2 separate regions of the Homo sapiens genome follow, and region 2 is linked to region 1. A link is a contact called in ENCODE Hi-C or POLR2A ChIA-PET data. All regions are on one chromosome and are shown on one strand. The core of a region is the stretch at or near the end of the contact, and the rest is flanking DNA. Distances in the headings are between cores, read along the strand shown.

What was found. A loop is a pair of places that touch in the nucleus more often than their neighbours do. ChIA-PET counts read pairs that join two places held with the same protein, here RNA polymerase II (POLR2A). Pooled maps may share reads with other maps.
Region 2: a map of PC-9 shows a loop between it and region 1 (4-fold over the local background). The contact joins two enhancer-like sites. A Hi-C loop is called at or near these places in 1 of 168 maps with a recorded cell type or tissue (PC-9) and 1 of 50 pooled maps. POLR2A ChIA-PET finds 5 or more read pairs at or near these places in 7 of 52 experiments (BJ, K562, MCF 10A and 4 more).

What each region holds. Positions count from the first base shown.
Region 1 is chr1:23,401,220-23,406,907 of GRCh38, reverse strand. All of the region lies in intron 5 of TCEA3 (transcription elongation factor A3), which reads left to right. Among named protein-coding and RNA genes, the nearest start is that of TCEA3, 21 kb to the left of the region's middle. RefSeq lists an enhancer at 2,829-2,878. Within about 2 kb of position 3,792, at least 31 of the 41 ENCODE cell types and tissues checked have a DNase peak (open chromatin) inside an H3K27ac peak, as active enhancers do.
Region 2 is chr1:23,449,990-23,456,014 of GRCh38, reverse strand. It overlaps ASAP3 (ArfGAP with SH3 domain, ankyrin repeat and PH domain 3), which reads left to right. Exons shown (of 25, transcript NM_017707.4): 3 at 1-134; 4 at 3,244-3,318; 5 at 4,487-4,536. Among named protein-coding and RNA genes, the nearest start is that of TCEA3, 28 kb to the right of the region's middle. Within about 2 kb of position 3,039, at least 13 of the 41 ENCODE cell types and tissues checked have a DNase peak (open chromatin) inside an H3K27ac peak, as active enhancers do.

The DNA of each region.
Region 1 (5,688 bases), core at 2,543-5,042:
GCTCATGCCGGTAATCCCAGCACTTTAGGAGGCCGAGGCGGGCAGATCACTTGAAGCCAGGAGTTCGAGACCAGCCTGGCCAACATGGCAAAACCCCGTCTGCACTAAAAATACAACAGTTAGTGGGCGTGGTGGCAGGAGGCTGAGGCAAAAGAATCACTTGAACCCGGGAGGCGGAGGTTGCCATGAGCTGAGATTGCGCCATTGCACTCCAGTCTGGGGGATGGAACGAGACTCCATCTCAAAACAAAACAAAACACAACACAACAAAACAAAACAAAACAAAAATTGTAGAGTCATTAGTGTGTAACTGACATCTGAAGAACCTGGATGAGGGCACCAAGGAAAGATTGTGGATAAAGGAGTGGGTGTGAAGTGTGGTCCAAGAGAGTGGTCAGAGGTCAGAGCAGGAGAAACAGGGCCAAGGAGAGCAGGCCAGGCCAGGAAGTGGCCAAGCAGCAGATCAAGGAGAACGATTAGGGTCCATGGGCCACATTGGGTTTTGGGGCACCTTGGTGGGATGATAAGGGTGTTGGCCTCTGGGAGAGTAGGTGTGAGAGCTGCAGAATTATTTTAAGCCTAATGTATCAGTAAGATTGCCATTGGAAAGAAAATTAGAGACACAAAAATTAGGTTGTTTAAGGTTTTATGAAGATTCAACGGGCCTAGGCTGTATTGCACACCTCCAACATGGCAGCCAGCTCCAGCTGATGCATGGAAGCTATCTGGAGTGCTGATTGGAGAGGGAGTCTGAGGCTGTAGAAAAAGTTCTGTAGTCAATTAGCAATGTCTGATGTGGGTCAGGCCTAGAAATGGTGGTTCCAGTGTCATCCTGGTTCTAGACCAGTGGATCTCAGCAGGGGTCATTTAGAAATGTGTGGAGGCGTTTATGGTTGTCACTATGACTTGGGCCAAAGTAGGGGTAAGGTGAGAAGGAGGGGGATACTCCTGACATTTCGTGGCAGGAACCAGAGATGCCAAGTGCCCCGGAGAGTGAAGGACTTTCCTGGATAATGAAGCGTCATCCTATCCCCAGATGAAACACTGGTCACTAATGACATTCTAGGTTTGATGCTGTAATCAAAACACTCGACATTCATGTAAGGATTTGAGCCTCCAGACTCCTCTCCTGACTTTGTCTTCATGGTCTTGAAATCTCCTGGCTCCCTCCCCTAATGCATTCTTTCTCTGAAGGTCAGTCAAACAGAATCTGTTTGTCCTTCCAGAAGCTGTGCCATTTCCTGCTGGTTCAGTACTGAGGGTAGGAAACCAAAAGGGACACAAGGAAGTCTCATTAATTTTTTTTTTTTTTTGAGATGAAGTCTCGCTCTGTTGCCAGGCTGGAGTGCAGTGGCACGATCTCGGCTCAGTGCAACTTCCATCTCCCGGATTCAAGTGATTCTCCTGCCTCAGCCTCCAAAGTAGCTGGGACTACAGGCATGTGCCACCATGCCCACCTAATTTTTTGTATTTTTAGTAGAGACGGGGTTTTACCATGTTGGCCAGGATGGTCTCGATCTCTTGACCTTGTGATCCACCCTCTTCGGCCCCCCAAAGTGCTGGTATTACAGGTGTGAGCCACCGTGCCAGGCAGCAAATCTCATTAATTTGTCTCCTACCCAGACTGTTTCCTGCATGATTTACTTCTCTATTTCATTTTTCTCTTCCGTTCTTTCATCCATTCATTGATTTGGCAAGCACATCTATTGAGCACTTCCTTGCAAATTCAACATTCTCTGGGGATCAAGAGCACATGCATACACGGGGTGACTAGTGGAGATCATGGCAAACTAGAAAGTATGTGCCTGTCTGAAGGGGGCAGCCACTACCCCACTGCAGCTGATTGTTGCTTTGGGGAAATGCAGGTCCAGGGTGCCATGTCTTCCAATTTTTTAAAGAAAAGCCAGACACCTAGATTTTCATATGGAACTCCCCGACACCACCTTTTCTGAGACAGGATCTCACCCAGGCTGGAGTGCAGTGGTATAAACAGGGCTCACTGCAGCCTCAACCTCCTGGGCTCAAGCAATCCTCCTGCTCCAGCCTCCCGTGTAGCTAGGACCACAGGTGCACACCACCACACCCAGCTAACTTAAAAAAAATTTTTTTTTTGTAGAGACAGAGTCTCACTTTGTTGCCCAGGCTGGTCTCGAACTCCTGGGCTCAAGAAATCCTCCTGCCTCAACCACCCAAAGTGCTGGGATTACAGGTGTGAGCCACCGCGCCTGGCCAAAACTCCCAGTTTTCAGTATCAGCAACATATTCACATTTTTCTAAGACACAATAGGGAGACAAAACATATTTGTAGCTCACCCATTTTTGACCTGTAAGGCCAGGCAAAGGTTGAAACTCATCACCTCTCCCTTCTTAGGGCTAACCATGAGTGCAGAGGCAGACACCAAAATGCATGTTTTTAGAAAGGGGTAGGTATAAAACACCGTGGGAACATAGGAAGCATGTCTCAATATGACTATAAAAGTCAAAGGAGGCTTCGTGGAAGAGAAAGTATTTGAGCTGAGAATGGAAAGTCAATAGGAGGAGTTTGGGAGGCGAGTCAGGAGAGTCATTTCAAGCAGAAAGAAATGGCACACCCAAAGGTGTGGAAGTGGGAGTGAGCACGATGCTCTGGGAACTGTAGCTGGAGTACCAGGAAGCAGACCACGGAGGATACCATGTTGACAGGGGAGAAAGTTGACTGTTCTCAGTTGTCCTTTTACCTGGCTATCAGAATGATTTGCCATTTGCAGAGCATGCTCGCTGATGCAGTAACTGAAATGCCCTCGAGGTGGCGCACAGAAGCAGCGGGCCCGGCCTCCAGATGCCTCTACTCAGACCTGGGGCAGGAGGATTTTCTAAGGACTGGTGCGGTGCGGGCACATCCGGGGAGCAGAAGGAAGCTGTTGATAAATCCAACCTCCCACCCCGGCCGATGATGCCCTCTCTGCAGTTTGGCTCAGTTCCCAGGCGTGTGCATTGAAAGCAAAATGAGTGTGGCTGCCTGAAATGCTGCCCAGACACGAATTCCAGCCAGCCAGCCAGCTCCTAACCGGGGAGGCGGGACCAGGGCTGGGTGTGCCCTGCCAGGAAGGTGGGAAGAAATGCTCCAAACAGCCTAGTCTTGCTCAGGTAGGAGGACTCTGGAAACCTCTCTTTTAAAGACACAGTTGATGTGTTGAAAAGAATTTGGAAGGGCGACAGGCAGGTTCGTGGTCTGACTATACCCTTTGCTAGTTGGATGGATAACTTGGGGCAGTAACTTGGATGGATAATTCAGTTCAGCTCTCTGAGCTTCAGTCTACTGATCTGTAAAATGGAGACAATTATGAACCCCTTTCAAGGTCATTGTGAGGATTAAATGAGGTAATGAAATACCCAGCACTGTTCCCAAACCATGTAAATGCTCAATAAATACATAATACTTTGTAATAATACTCATATGAAACCTGGTTATCTATGTAAACTGCCTAATACTTTGTCACTTAGTTGCTTTCATCTGCCCCATAAGATGGGTACTATTATTATTCCGATTTTACGTGTGAAAAAAACTGAGGCACCTAGGGGTTAAGGAACTCACCCAAGGTCACATAGCTACAAAGTGTTGGTCTCAGGCTGTGAACCTGGGAGTTTGGCTCCAGAGACTAGGTTCTTAATAAGTAAACCAACTCAGTGCAGTCGTTTCAAAAACGACCACCATTATTACTGTCATTCGTTGGGGCTCCTTCAAAGCAGCATGCTGCAGGCTCCCCTGACAGTTTTCCTGTGGTGAGTCATAGCTGTTGAGAATGTGCAATGGCACGCACAGGTCAGCGAGACACCATCCCAGCTGCAGGAGATGGCGTTGCCTGGGTCCTGGGAGTTGACAGAGGCTGGCTTTGAGAGAGATCCCTCTCGTACTCCCAGAGAGAGAGATCCCTCTCTTAGGCCCAGAGAGTGGGGCCACTGTCCTTCCAAAGAGGACCTTCCTCTTTCCACATTTCAGCCCTGGGGGACCCTCTGGGTGTGCCTTTCATCTCTCTGTGGTCAGTTCCTCAATTCATCATGTATTCATTCATTTATTCATTTATCCATCCATTTAGCAATGATGTATCAAGTGTCCACCTAGAGCACTGTTACAGGAGCTGGAATGCAGTGGTGAACCCGTGACAGGGTCCCAATACTCTGGAGCCTGTAATCTGGAGATGGAGGCAGACGATGTTTATAAACACATAAACAAGCTAATCATACACTTGGATAAGTGCTGTAAAAGCGAGAAATCAGGTGATGTGCTAGAGAATTACAGGGCGGGGACCATCAGCCTCAGCTGAGGTGGTGAGGGAAGGCCTCCCTCATGCGAGCTGAGACCTGGAGGAGGAAGAGCATTCCAGGAAGGAAGACCAGCCTGTGCAAAGGCCCGGCAGTGGGAGGGATGGGTATGTTTAAGGAACAGAAAGAAGCAGTGCTGTGGAGGCCTTCCGTAAACCATGCGGAGAGCATGGCATGAGATTACATCAGAAAGTGGGTAGGGGCAGGACGTGCAGGGGCTGGGAGGCTGTGGTGAGCTTTTGGTTTTGTTTTTGTTTGTTTTTTTGGAAACACAGTCTCACTCGGTCACTCAGGCTGATGTGCAATGGCATGATCTCAGCTCACTACAGCCTCCACCTCCCGGGTTCAAGCGATTCTTGTGCCTCAGCCTTTTGAGTAGCTGGGATTACAGGCATGCGCCACCATACCCAGCTAATTTTTATATGTTTAGTACAGACAGTGTTTCGCCATGTTGGCCAGGCTGGTCTCAAACTCCTGACCAAAGTGATCCTCCCACCTCGATCTGCCAAAGTGCTGGGACTTTAGGCATGAGCCACTGCACCCGGCCAGGAGTTTTACTTTATGCTAAAAATAATTGGAAGCTGTTACACCACCAGTCCCCAACCTTTTTGGCACCAGGGACTGGTTTCATAGAAGACGGTTTTTCCATGGACCAGGGTTTGTAGGGGATGGTTTCAAGACGAAACTGTTCCACCTCTGATCATCAGGCATTAGATTCTCGTAAGGAGCGTGCAACCTAGATCCCTCACATGCGCAGTTCACAACAGGGCCCACCTCCTGATGTGTGGCCCGGTTCCTAACAGGCCACAGACTGGTACCAGTCCGTGGCCCCAGGGGGTGGGAACCCCTGTGTTGGAGGGTTAGAGGCAGGGGAGTGACTTGATCCGCTGTGAATTTTTGAAAAGTCCCTCTGGCGGCTCTTTGGCAAATGGATTATAGTGGGGGAAGAGGACACAGGGAAACCAGTTTTGGGGCTATTGTGACTGTTCAGGTGGGAACCCTGTGACCAGGATCAGGCTTGGGGGCAGGAACATCCGTTTTGGATGCCAACAGCCCCGCGAGTTCACGCCCTGTCCAGCCTTTCCTCACCCAAACCTCCTGCTGCAATCTGACTCCAGGAGAAATCTGCTTGGATCTCAGCTTCCCTGTCCCTCCACCATGCTGCCAGGCAACCCAGTTGTCAGGCAGGGTCGGGTAGAATTAAGGCTAGATTAATCTAGGACAGTAAGTTTCAAACTGCATTAAAAATAAATAAAAGCTAGGAAATGAATCCCTTTGGACAAAATTTTTAGAAATTCAAAATGTAAACCTTACAAGAACAGAGTTTACCATCCCCAGCCCACCTCACCGGTATGCATGGAGGCACTTTTGAGGAACCTCAAGTCT
Region 2 (6,025 bases), core at 1,790-4,289, 50 kb before region 1:
ATGAAGAGCAGTACCGAGAGGCCGTGGAATCCTTAGGCAACAGCCACCTGTCCCAGAACAGCCATGAGCTGTCCACAGGCTTCCTAAACTTGGCCGTGTTCACCCGCGAGGTTGCTGCGCTCTTCAAGAACCTGGTGAGGCCCCTGTCTCTTCCTTGCCCAGACTCAGGGTAAATCTAGTGGTCTTAAGAACCTGACTGGGAAAGGGTCCGTTTCCTTCCTTCTCCCAATTTGCCCTTGATCTCTGACCTGAGTTCAGACCTGAGGTCCCTTTCCAGCCCTGACCCTTCTTTTGGATAATCCTCCTTTCTCTCTGGCTTCTTACCCAACTAACTCTTCTCTCTGTTCTCCTCCTTCTCTTCACCCAGGAGCAGAGGGGGTCTCACAGCAGGGAAGAGCCCCGTGCAAGGGAGGGTTCCCTGGAGGAGCTTTGGGATAAAGGAGAGACAGGCTCGGGGGTTCCTACCTTTATACCACTACTGCTGCCACTGCCACCACCACCGCTGCCACCGCCTCCTCCTCTCCTCACTCCCTCTTTGTCCTCTGCTTTCCCAATCCACATCTGCTTCGTACTTAAATCCCAGGACCTGTCCCTGCCTCCACAAGCGTCTCAGCCCCTGTACATGGCCCAGTGGCCTCGGGTTGCTTCCCGATGGCCTCCTTGGTGACTGCCTCCTCTCTGGTCCTTCAAGTCCTTTCCTCAAGGCCACCCTGTGACAGCAGCTCTTCCCATGTGCAGGCACAGTTCTCACTAGTTCATGTGTTCACTCATTCGATCCGGATGCACAGCTCTGTGGGGCTGGTGTGACTGTTGTCTCCACCTTACAGGCTAGGAAACTAGGACCTCAAGGTTAAGCAGCTTGCCCGAGGTCACACGGTTCGGTTTGAACCCAGGTTGTCTGGCTCCAGAGTCCAAGCATAAGCCTGGCTACACTGCCTCCCAGGAAAGCCTCTCATCTCCCTCCAGGCTCCATGGCACTGGACCAGCTCTTGTGGCTCCAGTCCTACCCAGCATCCTCCCTGGTTGGCAGGGGCCACATCATCCTTGAGAGGCAGTGTGCTCAGTGGTTAAGCACCCAACCTTGGACCTAGACTCCAGCTTGGAATCTTCACTCTGCTGCTTACTAGGTCAAGTCACTCAGTCTGCCCAAGCCCCAGGTCTCTCATCTGTGAAACTGGGATAATAATGCTGCCTACCTCACAGAGCGGTAATGAGGATTAAGCAAGTTAGTGCCTACTTTATGGTAAGCGCTCAGTAAATGTTGGCTAATATTATATTAATGGCAAAACAGCAATTACTTTTGCACCAACCTAATAAAATCTATCATTGTTATAGCTCTTGGCATAGCTGTGCCTCGTACACTGTCCTGCATGTAAAAAGCCTTTAACAGTGTTTGAGGCTGGGTGCAACATTTCAAACCTTAATCCCAGTGGTTTAGGAGCCTGAGGTGTGTGGATCGCTTGAGCCCAGAAGCTCTAGACCAGCCTGGGCAATGTAGTGAGACCCTGACTCTACAAAAGTATGAAAATTGCCGGGTGCGGTGGCTCACGCCTGTAATCCCAGCACTTTGGGAGGCCAAGGTGGGCGGATCACTTGAGGTCAGAGATTCGAGACCAGCCTGGCCAACATGGTGAAACTGTCTTTGCGAAAAAATACAAAAATTAGTTGGGTGTGGTATCAGGTGCCTGTAATCCCAGCTACTCAGGAGGCTGAGGCAGGAGAATCACTTGAACCCGGGAGGCGGAGGTGGCAGTGAGCTGAGATCATGCCACTGCACTCCAGCCTGGGTGACAGAGCGAGATTCCATCTCAAAAAAAAAAAAAAAAAAATGCCAGGTGTGGGGGCGTATGCCTGTGGTCCCAGCTACTCGGGATGCTGAAGTAGGAAGATCAGTTTAGCCTGGGGGAAGTTGAGGCTGTAGTGAGTGTGATCACACCACTGTGCTCCAGCCTGGGTGACAAAGCAAGACCCTGTCTCAAAAAAAAAAATAGTGTTTGAGTTCAATTGAATTAGTGTCCTTCTTTGTCTTCACCTCTTCTCTCCCTGTTTCAGTCAAACTAGTGTTTCCTGGGGGTCTGCTGTCTAGTGGACATTGTACCAGGGGTTGGTGACACAGGAAAGTGTCAGACTGCCTCAGAGAGCCACAGTCTAGTGGGGGAGAGAAAAACTAGGGTGTGGACTAGTGTCAAGAAATACCAGCAGCATGGCACAAACTCAAGGACCCAGCAGCTGGTGTCAGAGGCCTAGTGCTGCCATGGTTCAGAAAAGGGGAGATCAGCATAGACCAGGCGGGAGGAGTAGCCAGGAGAGACTTCCTGGAGGAGGAGAGACCCAAGCTGTACCTTGGAAGCTGGTTGAAATATTAGGCCTCTTTAGGTTGCGAAATCACAGAAACCCAACTCAAACTAGGTTAAATTTTTAAAAGGGAATTCATTAGCCCCTGTAATGAGAAGTCCAGGGGCGCAGCTGGCTTAGGCTCTATCCTTTCCTCTTAAGGTAGTTTCTCTGTCTCTGCTCAGTGGACAGGATAGCCCAGCAGGCCCAGATGCCCATCTTACCAAAATAAAGATGGTCTTTCTCCCACAACTTAGGCAGAAAAATCCCAGCGAGGATTGTGATTGGCTGGCTTGGGTGCGTGCCTGTTCCCTATCCAGTCCCTCTATCCTGGGGCTGGGGTGCCCTGCTCAGATCTGACTTCTGCGTTTACCCCATCTGACCACAGAGGAGGAGTTCCCCACAGGAAAGGGGGTTCTATGACCATTAATAGGGGAGGCTCTGAAGCGTTAGCCAGCCCAGAACAACAGACGTGCACTACAGGTCAACTTGAGAGAGTCAGAGAGGAGAAGGGAGGCTGCTCCTGGCGAGGAACAGGGGAGAGATTGACTGTGGGATGCTGCTGGAGCAGTGCAGCGATGAGGCTGGAGCCATCAGGGAAGGGGCTCACTCTGACACACCTCGGCCTCCCCTCCTGCCCCCTTTCACACAGGAAGCCTGGCGGGCAGCAGGTCAGCCATCCTAAGCAGACCCCAGAGCTGGATCCTCTAGTCCCCCCCCGCAGGCTCAGCACTCCTGCCATGACGGTCCCCCTTACTTGGCTGTCATCTCTTTGATAACATCTTTTCCTCTCCCCTACTTCCCTTCCCCGCTGCTCTCTTTGCCAAGTGATGCTTCACTGTACACCGAATCCCTAGGGGCTGGATGCCGGTCACCTGAGGCGGGAATGAGCGTCTCTGTTTTTTCCAGATTCAGAACTTGAACAACATTGTCTCTTTCCCCCTGGACAGTCTGATGAAGGGGCAGCTGAGGGACGGTCGACAGGTGAGTCTCCATGCTGGGAGTGGTGGTGGGACAGAGTAAAAGAGGGGTGGGCAGGAGACTGTTGGGGGGCAGGGCTGGACTGAGGGTGGAGGCCAGGTGAAGGGGCTGTCTTAGCGGGAGTGATGAGCCTGGGGAGGTCTGGAGGACCTGGCTCGGGTCAGCCTAGGATGGCTGACCTGCTGTCTGCCAGGCCCCTTGTGTGAAACATGTCATGTAAATCTTACAACCATCCTATGAGGTAGGCTTTGTGGGTACACTCATCCCCATTTTGCAGTTGAAATTCGAGGCCAAGGGAGTTAGGTAACCTGCTGATGGTTTACATAACTAGGAAGTAGAGAGCCCATGTGGGAATCCAGGGATCCTGAATCCCATACTCGAGCTGCTTTCTCTGTGCCTGGCAGCCCTTGGCTGGATGCAGAGTGGAGCTCAAAGAAGGTGACAGAATAATCTCTCTGGGCAATCTGCCCCAGACGGCCCAGGGGAGGAGCCGTGCTCCCCCAAGAGGGTTCCCTCCCTGCCCTAGGCTGCCAGCGTGGCACCAGCCTGCTAACCACACAAACCAGACAGGCAGCTTTTTCACCTTGGGAGTCTCGGGGTTGTTCAGAAGGGTGTGAGCAGCCTGGCTGGATGAGGCTTAGGCAAGCTAGGCAGGGGGTAGTCAGGTCTCCCTGGTTTGCTGTATGGCCTGGGGTAGACTTCTCAACCTCTCTGTGCATGTTCCTTGACCTGTACCCTTGCTCTAAGAGGATGATCTAGCACCAGGCAGGAGAAAATGCTGGGCTAAAGTTAGGCAGGGGGAATTTGGCCTTCATCCTCCCATCCTCATGGTCATGACTGATCTCTCTTCTGAGCAAGAGGACTCAGGGTAGAGCCCAAAGATCTCTTCACACCCCAAGCCATGGCCCACCAAACCTGACTGATTCTTGGCATCTCTGGGGAGGAGAAGGTCTGCTGGGAGGAGGGCCTTAGCTCTGAGAAATGGGGTCAGCTGAGCCTGTTTGGTGGGGGCAGGTTTGCAGCAGGACTGTGGGGGCAGGGGCTGGTTAGAGAAGGGCTCTGAGCAGCTCAGGGGAGCACACTAGCAGGTCCTCCTACAGGCAGCAGAGCATACTGTTTATTCCAGTGCTCCAGCTTCCCTCTGGGCAAATTGTCCTTTTTTAACCCACAGGATTCCAAAAAACAGCTGGAGAAGGCATGGAAGGACTATGAAGCCAAAATGTAAGTGGCCACAGCCAGGGTCGTTTGTCTGGGAGAGTAGCACTTAGGCTGGATAGGGAAGAACCTAAATGCTGCCGAGACATGTCATCCAGAATTGGGTGACATCTGGCTCTGTAGAGGCATTTACAGCAGATTGTTTATACCCAGACCTGACTGGATTCTGGGGACTGGGCCACGAGACCACCAAAGGAGCTATTGTGAAGGGACCTCAGGATGCTGCTCTCAGAGTCCCATCTGCTCAGTGGTGCCAGACATGGGCAGGGATGGGAAGGAGCTAGCACTGACCAAACACCTCCGCGTGCTGGCCATTTAATCTTCACAGTCACCCTGTCATGTGTGAGAGAGGTATTAGTATCACAATTACCACAGGAGGACTCAGAGAGGTTAAGTCACTTGCCCAAGGCCCCACAGCTTGGCAGAGGCAGAACTGGGGTTTATGCCCCTTGCTCCTCGTTCCTCAGTGTCAGTTGGTATATCTAGAGAAGGAAATGGCTTTCTGTGTCCTGTGCACACCACACGATACTCCAGATCTCTCACCAGCTACTGGGACATCATGGGGAAAGAAGGAGCCTCAGTCAACCAGTGGCCAATTCCTCCTGGGCAGAGACTCCTTGGGCTCTGTCTTATGAGGAGTCTGTCCAGATCCCAGCCTTTGCCCTCTGCCCAGCCAGGCCCATACTGTAGAGCATTGTTTGTGCTTTTTTGTAAAATTTTGTTTTCTCTTGCATTTTGCCAAAGCAATTTATGCTTATTATGAATAATTTTGAAAATATGGAGAAGTAAAAGAAGAAAAAAAATTAATCATCCTTAGCAGAGGCTTAGGGTTATGGCAGGCGGATAATACTCTCTGTTGTTTGAATTTTTTTTTTTACAAGGTCTGGGTAACATTGCAGTTTTCATCATTAAAAAAAAAAGGTTGGATGGGGAGAAACTACCCAAAAATAGGAGAAAAATTCTTAATTTTCAAGCCTAAAATATTAACATTTTAACATTTATTTTTCTATGTATGAAGAAATGTTTTTATAAAAATGAGATCATAACAACATACTGTTTTGTAATCTGCTTTTTTCATTCAAAAAATACATTGTGGCCATCTTTGTACACCATTACATATTCTTCCACATCAATCAAACGGGTGTGCCAAAACCTGCATAAGCCATTATGTATTTAATCTGTTCCTGTCATTGGAGAAGCATCCTTGGATTTAAATATTTGTCCCTACTCATAATTATTTTTGCAGGATCAATTTCAAGAAGTAGATCCTGGAGCTTTTTATTGTTCCCTCAGCTCCCAGAGCCATGGCACCGCTCCAAGTCTGAGGCAAGGTCACATCTTGTCCCTGCACAAGCATCTCCAGCCCCAGCTGTGGGCATAGATCCTGTGATGAAGGGTGTAGACACTGTGTGGCCATCCCTGTGGGGCCCTATCCCTGCCTGTGATGGGGCACGGCCATCTGCTCTCACTGGAGGCCCAGGGACGGGTAGTGAGG